Linked DNA regions of Homo sapiens: region 1 is linked to region 2. Evidence: read pairs that join two places in POLR2A ChIA-PET (ENCODE). Cell type or tissue: HepG2. All regions are shown on one strand. Each heading gives the region's core, and the rest is flanking DNA. Links, peaks and the distances in the headings are about the cores only.

Region 1 (5,389 bases), core at 60-5,059, 170 kb before region 2:
TCTAAATGGTAGCTGTTGTGATTGCTGTTGTTGCTTTTTTCTAGCAGTTTCCTAACCCCTATTGCATTCTTCAGCAAACTATTTCTAGGACAAAGTACTAGGAATCTGACATAAAGTACACTGTTCCTGAAATTGTTATGATAGATGCTTTGGACTCCCACCTCCTTGATTGTGATTCCATTATGGTCCACCTTCAGGGCATCTTTTCTTAATGCACATTAACTCCCAGGGTGATGAACCAGACTCCCTGGGTTTGCATGTTGAATTGCATAACTTCTCTGTGCCACCGTTTTCTCATCTGTAAAATGGGAATGGTGAGAGTACCTTCCTCATAGGGTTGTTATATTTAAATGAGTTACAAACTTTAAGTGCTTAGAGTAGGGCTTAACTAGTTAGCTGTTACTAGTACATTCCTAAGGTGCTAAATACGGTGTTCTGGTTCTACTGGATCTTTGAAATCGTATAATTCTGAGGTCAGAACCAACTTGTCAGGACTTTAGGATGAAATAAATATAAATGTATGTGAAAGCGATTTGAAAAGTTAGTATGTAATACATATCTAGAACAGTGTTTCACACATAGCAGGTATTCAGTAAATATGTATTGGATGAATTAATTTAAAAATTAAAAATATTATATATAATGGTGATATCATTAGTAAAATTTATGACTACAGGATGGAAGTCAAAACCACTCAACCTCCTTGAGTTTGAGACAGAATATTCAACTCATCTACATTGATGAGGTGCAAAAAACAAAGATGGTGATGATGAGGATATTAATAACAACTAACACATACCTGGTGCTTCTTGTATGTTAAACACTATTTTTAACCCTTTATATTGATATAAATTAATTCATTTAATCTTTACAGCAGCCCTATAAGGGTTATCCCCATTGAATAGATGAAGAAACTGAGTCTCTAAGAGGTCATAAATAACCAGATTTCAGATGAGATAGAGTGCGTTCAGGGTGGTATGGCCATAGACAAGATTTCAAACCAAGGAAGTTTGGCCCCAAATGCCATACCTTTAGCCCTATGTTATAACTAAGGTGTAATTTCATAAAAGTTATTTGTTCCAACCATTTCTTCACACACTTAATATTCATCAGAACTTCCATAAAGTACCAAATGGGCTGATCATTGTGTAATCTTCCCTCTTTCTTCTTTTCCACGCAAGTCTTAAGTGCTGATACTCAAACTGAGCTGCACGTTGGAACTACCTGGTGTGAGCTTTTAGCACAGTTGCTGTTTCAGCCTCAGAGATTCTGACCTAATTGATGTGCCCCGGTTATCAGGTTTTTTAAAAGCTTCTCTGGTGATTCTTACATGTAGCAAAGTGTTAGAAGCACTGATCTAAAGGAAAATGAAATTGGCCTAGGCCCTAGAGTATGCCTGAGGGGAAGGGGCATGATGGTAGTAGGATCTGGACCCTGGAGAATCCAGGAGTTGAAACTCAAGCCAGTTTGCTTTGCTTCTTATTGATAATTATGAAGGCAGGCAGGGAATACTGGGTGGAAATACTGGATAACATTTGGTGTGGAATTTACCAAAGGATTAAACTGTATACAACATTCTTTTAACTTGTTATTTAATACAAATCAAGTAAGCTTTAGTATTGCTTTAAGGATTGGGTCTTAGATGGTCATTACAAATCTTCAGGAAAGTGTTGTTTAGAAAAACAAAATGGCTACACGTTGAAATAGGATAGTACCTTCCTTTAGAGATGCCAACTTAATTGCTCCAATGAGAAGAGTAGTCTCCCTTTACTAAACTGTTTAGGAAAATTGATATTTATTTCTAATGTTTATGGTTTGTTGTCTCAGAAGATTAATGCCAAATCCTCAAAAATGTAGTGACAAGCGATGACTCATTTTAGCTCATGTCAAAACAATGCACTTTTGTAATTTTCCTGTCCCTGGAGAAGCTATTAAACACTGAACAAAATGCCTCAGAATGAAACTGATTGAGTGTTTCAAATTATGTACTTTTGCTTGGCTATTAGCCAGATGTTCGTCGGGAAAGCTCACTGTACATCAAGGCCTATGATTTGTGCTGACAATAATATTACATAGTTTACACTGCTTAAATATCAGCGATGTGTATTCTAAAGCTAAATAGTCAAAGTTCAGTCTCTTTGCATAATCAAGTTGTGTAACTCTACTCTCAGCCAAGTGATTTTTCCTTTATTAACTCTGGACGGGATGTAAGTAATGGGTAAGGTATTTTTCTCTGCATTATCTTGTTGATAAATAGCACAGATTCCAGCTAGGTTAGGAAGAGTCTCAACACACACACATACACACACATTTTTAAGATTTATACATTTGATTTTTTTGTGAGTGGTACCACCTGCCTTGTCCCTAGTAGAGCTCAGCATAATGTTTTTTGTGTAGTAGGTACACAAAATATGTGTTGCTGATAATGATGCCAATAAACAAAACAAAACACAGAGTGTTTTTTTCATTAATTTCCTATAATCTGCCAGTAATATATGAGGTCTTACAAGAATCAGTGTTAAGCCAACTATGTTTTATTTTTTAGAGACAAAATATTTAAATGATTGGCTTGCTTTCACTGACCTCCTAAGTAATAGAAATATTCATGATGTTATATTAGACATTTGTGGAGGACAATAAAATTAGTGTAACTGACTCTTAGTATTCGAGACATTCTTAGTACCATGTGACATTTTTTTGAGTAGGAATTTGGGGGCATGGTCTCTTGACAACCAAAAGTATGAGGTTACTCATAACAGTTTCTATTACACCCAGCACCTGGGAAAGAGTCAGTGCTGAATAGATATCTGTTGAATTGAACTGAATTGAACAGATATTCAACTCATTCTCATTTGCTCATGTTTTACAAGAAGCAGTTTCTCAGATGCATTTCCATGGGAGGACATGAAAAAAGGTAGTGAAAATGAAATACCTTCTGATTCTATGGCATGGTAATAGGAAGTTATCTTGATATATAAGGGTATCTAGCTGTCAGCTCATTCTGAGGAAATGGTGTGAAGGGTAGTAATTCAAACTATATCTGAAAACTATAGTTTTGATCCAGGGAAGAAACCTTGGATTATAGTCCATTGTTACCAGTAGACACTGGACAACCAAAAAGATTAACAAGTCAACAAAATGCTTGTCAGGAAGAGATTCACACTAAATCAATAGTGTGATCTTATTTTTTATTAAAAATCAGGCATATCCATGTTATGCTTTCTACTATTCTAGTTGCCTGTCATGGAAAAGGTTTAACAGAATTTGGAGGTTACACAGACAGAATGGTAATGGGGTAACTTCCATGTGAAGATAGTCTGAAATTTAGATGATAAATTGATAGATTAAAGAGGAAAAAAATCTATGAAAGTGATTTATTTAAAGCAACTAAAATCTATAAAATCATAAGCAGTGTGGCAGGACAAATACTCCTGTTCACCTAAACCTAGAACTGTTAGAATCTGAGGTTTCATGATTAAGGATATAAACAAATGGTCAAACTTCTGGGTTTAATTCCTTTCCTGCCCATTTATACTTTTGTGTCCCTAGGTACCTTATTTATCATCTCAGGCCTCAGTTTCTTCATCTGCAAAATGCTGCTTATAATAGTAACTCTCTCATAGGGTTGTTATGAGGATTAAAGTTTAAGAGAGAAGCACTTAAAACAGTAGCTGGCACGTCATAAATCTGTGTGTATTCATACATGTGTGTATATGTATACACATATGCATGTTTTTTTTTTTGAGACGGAATCTCGCTCTGTCACCCAGGCTGGAGTGCAGTGGCGTGATCTCAGCTCACTGCAACCTCCGCCTCCCGGGTTCAAGCAATTCTCCTGCCTCAGCCTCCTGAGTAGCTGGGATTACAGGCGCCTGCCACCACACCCAGCTAATTTTTGTATTTTTAGTAGAGACGGGGTTTCACCATGTTGGTCAGGCTGGTCTCGAACCCCTGACCTCGTGATCCACCTGCCTCGGCCTCCCAAAGTGCTGGGATTACAGGCGTGAGCCACCGCGCCCGGCCATGTATGCATGTTTTAAAGAATTTTCCATATGGGTTAGGTGGACCAAAAAAAAAGTAGGTTTAGAAGAATTTTGATAGATTTATGGATGATTCCAAAAATTGGCTGTTAGGAGTAATTCATTTTTTAAGCTTGCATCTTAACAGGACCCTACACAACATCCTTGTAGCTACCATGAGAAACTGGGACCCTGGGCTGGTTGGATCAGTGACGTGGCCCCCAAAAAAGTGTGTCTTTTTTTACTAAGATGCTTCATATAGAAAACTACACAATGCTCTTTTCTTATTTCTGAGGCAGAAATAAGAAATAATAGAGCTGTCGTCCCCTGCTGCTTCATTTAATGGTACTCATTTGTCCTAAATAAAAAACTCTTCATTTGGTAATAGAAAAATATGGCTTCAAGTAATAGAAACAAGCCCAAGCTAATTGAGTTAAGCAAGATCTCTGGCCAGGAAGAGTAACTGTTGAGATATGCATCTTGTTTTTCTAAGCAAACACTCCTATTTCAGAATCTGATTGGACCTTAAAATCTGCTTACCTGGTTTAAGCTGCCCAATTTTCAGACAAGCACTTTACATTTCTGGCAATAGTGAGTGTGATGAATGTTTTTGTTATTATTGCTCTTAATGATAAGTGTATGGCTTTCATTACAATAAACAAAGGTCTATAAGGGCCATAGGCCAGATTGTTTCACCATTAGAATGTGCTTATTTTATTTTCATCATTTGCTAGTATTTTTGTTCCTAATCTTGGAAGAGATCTTTCAGTAGGGAGAGAAAACATTGCTATCCAATCAAGTATTTGTAACCATTTTCAGTAGTAGAATCTGCCTGGCAAAAATTTATTTGGTTTCTATGAAGGCAGTGTTTTCAGCCCTAGCATTTTTGAATTATCAAATTAAAATAGAGCTTTTTAAAAATATATTTACTATGCTTCTTTAGAATAGGATATTCCATTAAAATGAGGTCAAAGAGCCTTCCAAACATTAATTCTTGTTATTTTGACATCTTTTTATTTCAAACATAGTAAGCCTTGAGGTTTCCTTACTTTTCTCTTTTTTTTGTTTTTTTGTTTGTTTGTTTTTACTTTTCTTTATGGCTGCTTATTGCCTTCCAGTCAATTTTAGATTCATGCTAATTTTACCCCATTATCACTGTAGCAACTACCTCCTTCTTGCCTCCCACACCCACTTCTCTTCTGCGAGACTTCGTTCTATCCATCCTCTTTTGCTCTAGAATCTTCAATCTCAGTTGGCTTTTCCCCCTAATTTCACTGTTTCTACAAGTGACCAGCCTCTCTCTTTCCTACCAGTCCTTGGCAAACCTCTTGAAGGAGTATTATTACACTCTTTACGTCTACATCCTCACC
Region 2 (5,389 bases), core at 110-5,109:
TTGTAGGCTTAGGTCAAGAAAACAGAAATCTTGAGGTTTTCTTGAATCCAAAAAGAAATAAGGAACTTGGGTCCAGGATGCAAGAGAGGGAATTCTATGAGTAAATATCTTCATTTAGCACATTTTGTTAGAGCTCCTCAAAGAAGGCCAGGAAGTTTTTCATGCCAGTAATAAACCTTGAGGAAGCCTAGGAAATAACCCACTGGTCTGTCTTCTAACATGACAGCCGGTGTTCACTCTACATTCAAATGCAGAGTAGGGTGTGTGCCGGGCAAGATCTCCTGTTTGATTCCTCTGTGGGTCTTGTCTCCAGGAGGGCTTTATTAAGAATCTTTCCACTCACTCTTTTTAAGCTTATGTCCCTTTCCTTTTAAAACACCAGAATTCAACATTCATTACCTTTCTTCCCTTTGATTGCCCACTGAAGTTTTCACAGAGGAAGTAATGGTTTTCCTGTTTCCTTTCGGTGTGGCCATTTTGCACGCCATGGTTCTCCTTCCCTTTTTTCAGTCTTGCATTCAAGTAAAAGCAAGTCGTCTTCTACTGTTAACTGCGGGAAAAGGTTTGTGGGGGCCTTTTTTTTCCCTTCCCTCCTCCACAACTGGAAAATATGAGGCAGATCTTGTTTATGTATGCTGTAACCTCAAAAAGAGCTGATACGCTGTTGTCATTAAAGAAGAATCCCAAGCTGTTTATCCTGCAGTGGAGTCCGAGAGCTCTAAATCTGACAGCCCCCCTGGGCCTCCAGGCACAGACTGTGGAGAGCTCTTCGCTGCTTTCCCAGGCCAGCTCCAAAATGCAAGGCAAAGGTTTCCGTTGCTGAATCCCTACACTCTGGGAACAGACAAGATGTCAATGTTGTGGCTTTATTAAAAATCAGAGGCTTTCTTCCCTTGTATTAACTTGTTCTTTGAAATCTGTTTTCCAGAGGCCTTTTCTACTCTAAAATGTAACTTGAATACCCATCTTTCTGCTACATTTTTCTCTGTGGATCTCTTATCATGTTCCAGAAATCATTTTGCAAATTTATTCTATAGCCAGTATGTTTGGCAAAATTATAATAAAATAAGCTTTCTTATTTATCTAAAAACTAGTAAAAACTATGCTTGAGAAATACATCTTTCTGTTGAAGTTTGGTTCCCAATGTTTCTTTTAATCTTATTTTCTATGCATGTGCAACATTTGATTTTTTTTTTTTTTTTTTTTTTTTTTTTTTTTTTTTGAGACGAAGTCTCACTCTGTTGTCCAGGCTAGAGTACAATGGCACGATCTTGGCTCACTGCAACCTCTGCCTACTGGGTTCAAGCGATTCTCTTACCTCAGCTTCCAGAGTAGCTTGGATTACAGGTGCGCACCACCACTCCTGGCTAATTTTTGTCTTTTTAATAGAGACAGGGTTTCGCCGTGTTGGCCAGGCTGGTCTCGAACTCCTGACCTCAAGTGATCCACCAGCCTTATCCTCCCAAAGTGCTGGGATTACAGGCATGAGCCAACATGCCCGGCCTGATTTTCTTTTATAATAATGATTTTTTATAAACCTTTGTTTGTATAAAGCTATTTTAATTGCTTATATTTTTTTAGGATATATTTTATTGGTCTATGTTAGTTCCCTTTGTTTTGGTTTATCCTGGGGTCAAACCCAGATTCTCCCTACAAGGATTACATTAGATAGAGATCGTCAAAACCAGAAATGATCAACCTGAAACACTTCCTGGTCAGCTTTTGCTAAAAGAAGATATATCAATGCAATATGATTACCTTTCAAATAATGGACTTCTAATGACACAAGAGAACAATCTAGAGCATGCTAGTTGCTGCCACAGAAATGGATACAGAGACAACCCACAGTCTGGTTCTCATCCTCGTGTCCTTTACCCTACAGGAGAGAAGGGCTTATGATAACGAGCAGAGATTCCACTTTTATTTTAGGAAGCTTAGAGGTTAGGAAGACCATAATTTGTTCTTTAAACATCTCTTGCATTTTTATAAGTTCTCTTACCTTCAAAGCTTTATTCGAAGCTTCGGGTTTTTGCTTTTTACTTCATATCCCAATCTTTGTCTTCTCTTTTCTTTTTCTTTTTTTTTTTTTAACTGTCTCCTATACCCACTGATGGCAGACTCTGTTTTCTTTTATCTTCTTTTCCTTATTACACAAGAATTAAATGAAGCAACATCTATAATATAAATTCTCGGAAAAATTACACAACATGGTAATAACTAATTATAAAGGCAATTTATAGATTTGGGGAGAATTTCATCCCACAGTGATAGTAACATCGTTGGACCTGAAACCAGGACCTATTGATGACTGACCTGGGGCAATTTATCTCTGAGCTTGACTTTTCTTATCTATAAACTTATCTTAAACTCTACAAGCTTCTTGAGCTAATCCTTCTGGGGTATTAGGATTCGATTCAGGAGAGCTGAGTTGGAGCCTAGAAATCTTCATTTCTGATAAGCTCTCCAGGCAATAGGCCCTCAGACCTCACTTTGAAGACACAAAACTATGTAATTTCTAAGATCATTTCCTGCCTAAAATTCTGTGATTCTGAGTCTTCTTTCAACTACATGGCTTTGGGCAGGGCTGATGCTTCCTGGAAACTCACTGTTTCATCTGCCATATGTATAATTAAGAAATATATTTGTTAGTTATCTTGCCCGGAAAACCCTTAAAAATGTAAACAATAATTTTGATCAGAGTTAAGTACCTCTTTTTGTCACTGCTCAGTGGAGGCTTGTCTGTTTCATTCCTTTAATCTCTCATCATATGCTTATCTCTGTAAATATATTTTTCCCTCTCTAAAGGCCTCTCAGATGCTTTTCATCTTTCTGAAAGAATGTTTAAAGCCAAAGTCCAGGTGCTTACACTTTTGGACTTAATAACTGAGCTGTTTTTACTCACCACCCGCCCAACACCCTTCTTTTTCTTTTATCATTGTCAGCATGTGCTGAGCCCCTCTGATGGACAGCTTCACATCTACTTTATGCTTTGCTATTTCTGTTATATTGCAAAATCCTATCTAATCTGTGGGTTACAGTATCTATCTGGTTGCTTTTGACATGCTTTCGAGGTTTCATCCCCACTGAATGTCAGTCTTCTGAGTTATTTTTTCCTGGATACTTGTACTTAATTGTATTTTGCCAGACTGAACTCACTGTGTACTTTACTGTTCATTTTTCTGATCTCCAGGGATCCATGAATATTGTTTGACTTCACCTCTGTTTCTTCTACCATCTCCACCTTTAGTGCCATGTGAGGAACTTATTAATGTAACGTCTTCTCAGATTTCCAGGTCATTAATAAAGTTGTTTAATAAGATCTTTTGTGCAGCCTGGGAATTAGTCAGACTTACTCAGTATTTACAGCTCTGCTATCATTTCTTGCCCACTATTATGTCCTGTGTAGTTAAGGATGCAATAGAGACAAAAATTACTTTTCAAATTACAGTTCCTGCAAGAGATGTCTCTTCCCAGAAGACCCTTTACTGTTCCACATAAGAAATCAAAACTCTCATTTAATTAGAGAGGGCTTTCGGAACAAGGCTGGCCAGGGTACGCTTACATAAGCTTGTTTGCAGATTCCGGTTAGGTCTCCCAAGGTCACAGACAGCTGTGTTTTGCATTTAGCGTCCTTTGAAAGAAGAGTGGATGCTTGGATAGCTTGTACTTGACATGCAAAGAACTTAGGAACTGCATACTTTCACATGTTGCTCGTAGGTTCCAAGCAAATGGGAACACACCATCATGCAGAAACTCTCTATCTGCCGTTATCCTGTGAGCTCCCAATCAGTGATGCATGGTGTTCTTAAGAAGTAGACTCAGGCAACAGCCAAAGTCATTTCTTTCTCTTACAATCTGAGAAGCAAGTATGTTTGTACTTCACTGAGAGTGTTTCAGGACAGCAACCAGTTTAAAAATAAGAGTAGTTAAACAAAAAAGGTGGTTAGCTATTAAGCCATGGCTGGATTTTATAGCACAAAAAGTTAATGCAAGGCAGTGTGTATTTAAGATAAGGAGGATTTAAGGAAATGGAGAGGGGAGAAGAGTAACATTCCAGGTAGAGGAATTGCAAGATAGCCTTCATCCCCACAAGAATTAACATAGTAAAACAGTACAGAATGAGATAAATTCAGTAAAAATAATAAGGAATTGGCTTTGCCCAGTGGCTCACACCTATAATCACAGTGAGGTGGGACAATGAATTGAGCCTAGTAGTTCAAGACCAGCCTGGGCAACATGGCAAGACCCTGTCTCTACAAGAAATAAAAAAATTAGCCAAGCATGGCTGTGCATGTCTGTGGTCCCGCTACTGGGAGGCTGAGACAGGAGGATCACTTGAGCCCAGGAGGTAGAGGCTATAGTAAGCTGTGTTCGCATCACTACACTCCAACCTGGGTGACAGAATAAGACCCTGTCTCAAAAAAAATAAGAATAATAAGGAATTATTAAAATAGAAATTTAGGACACCCAGTTTCACTTACTCAGACTCTAAAATGGAATGTCAGTCGTTTAACAGCCAGCTAAAACATTATTAATTGTACTAACAATATTGAGTTATCCTATTTATAAGTTAGAATTGGGCTTGCTTTAAAAAAAAAAAAGATAATATATGCTGGTTTGATAAAAATTTCATGTCAGTATTTTAGTATACAAACATCATATTGGTGCTAATATATTTGCTCCCATTCCTCAGAACAACTAAAGAAAAGTAAATTAACTTTTCAAAGTGTTGAAGTATATAGGAGGGAAAGTAACAGTAGTTATTGAAATAAAACACCCTCTAGAAATGCACCCTTGCATTTTAGCCAATAATTGATAAATCCAGAGAAAACGTAGAACTTTGCCTAATTTTTTTTTCTGTTACAGTTCTTACATGTAGAACGATGACATAACACATATGTAATATAAAACATAATGGTTGTCTTAATTCTCTATTGCTACATAGCAAACCACTCCAAAATGTAGTCGTTTAAAACAGCAATAATTTATTTTTTATTGACTAGGTCAAGGGTGTCCAATCTTTGGCTTCCCTGGGCCACATTGCAAGAATTGTCTTGGGCCACACGTAAAATACACCAACACTAGCGATAGCTGATGAGGTAAAGAAAAAAAAAATTGGCCTGGCATGGTGGCTCGCTGGCCTGTAATCCCAGCACTTTGGGAGGCCGAGGCAGGCAGATCACTTGAAGTCAGGAGTTCAAGACCAGCCTAGCCAACACGGCGAAACCCCATCTCTACTAAAAATACAAAAATTAGCCGAGCATCATGGCGGGTGCCTGTAATCCAAGCTACTCGGGAGGCTAAGGCCGGAAAATCCCTTGAACCTGGGAGGTGGAGGCTGCAGTGAGCCAAGATCACACCACTGCACTCCAGCCTGAGCGACAGAGTG

Evidence for each region. Peaks named below come from ENCODE experiments on the same cell type or tissue, not always from the same donor. Only the 100,000 strongest peaks of a DNase experiment are listed, where the experiment ranks them.
Region 1: POLR2A ChIA-PET joins it to region 2 with 12 read pairs; 4 of 35 experiments call an interaction of 5 or more read pairs at or near these places.

Annotation. Positions count from the first base shown.
Region 1 is chr3:99,899,527-99,904,915 of GRCh38, forward strand. The region is part of intron 1 of CMSS1 (cms1 ribosomal small subunit homolog); the gene reads left to right. All of the region lies in intron 4 of FILIP1L (filamin A interacting protein 1 like), which reads right to left. All of the region lies in intron 1 of LOC105374010 (a long non-coding RNA gene), which reads left to right. Among named protein-coding and RNA genes, the nearest start is that of MIR3921, 62 kb to the right of the region's middle. In HepG2, for the core only: no CTCF peak of the experiment used is centred there; a DNase peak (open chromatin) is centred at 2,075.
Region 2 is chr3:100,073,490-100,078,878 of GRCh38, forward strand. All of the region lies in intron 1 of CMSS1 (cms1 ribosomal small subunit homolog), which reads left to right. The region is part of intron 1 of FILIP1L (filamin A interacting protein 1 like); the gene reads right to left. Among named protein-coding and RNA genes, the nearest start is that of FILIP1L, 38 kb to the right of the region's middle. RefSeq lists enhancers at 1-523, 524-1,058. In HepG2, for the core only: no CTCF peak of the experiment used is centred there; DNase peaks (open chromatin) are centred at 2,852 and 3,622; H3K4me3 peaks cover 806 bases.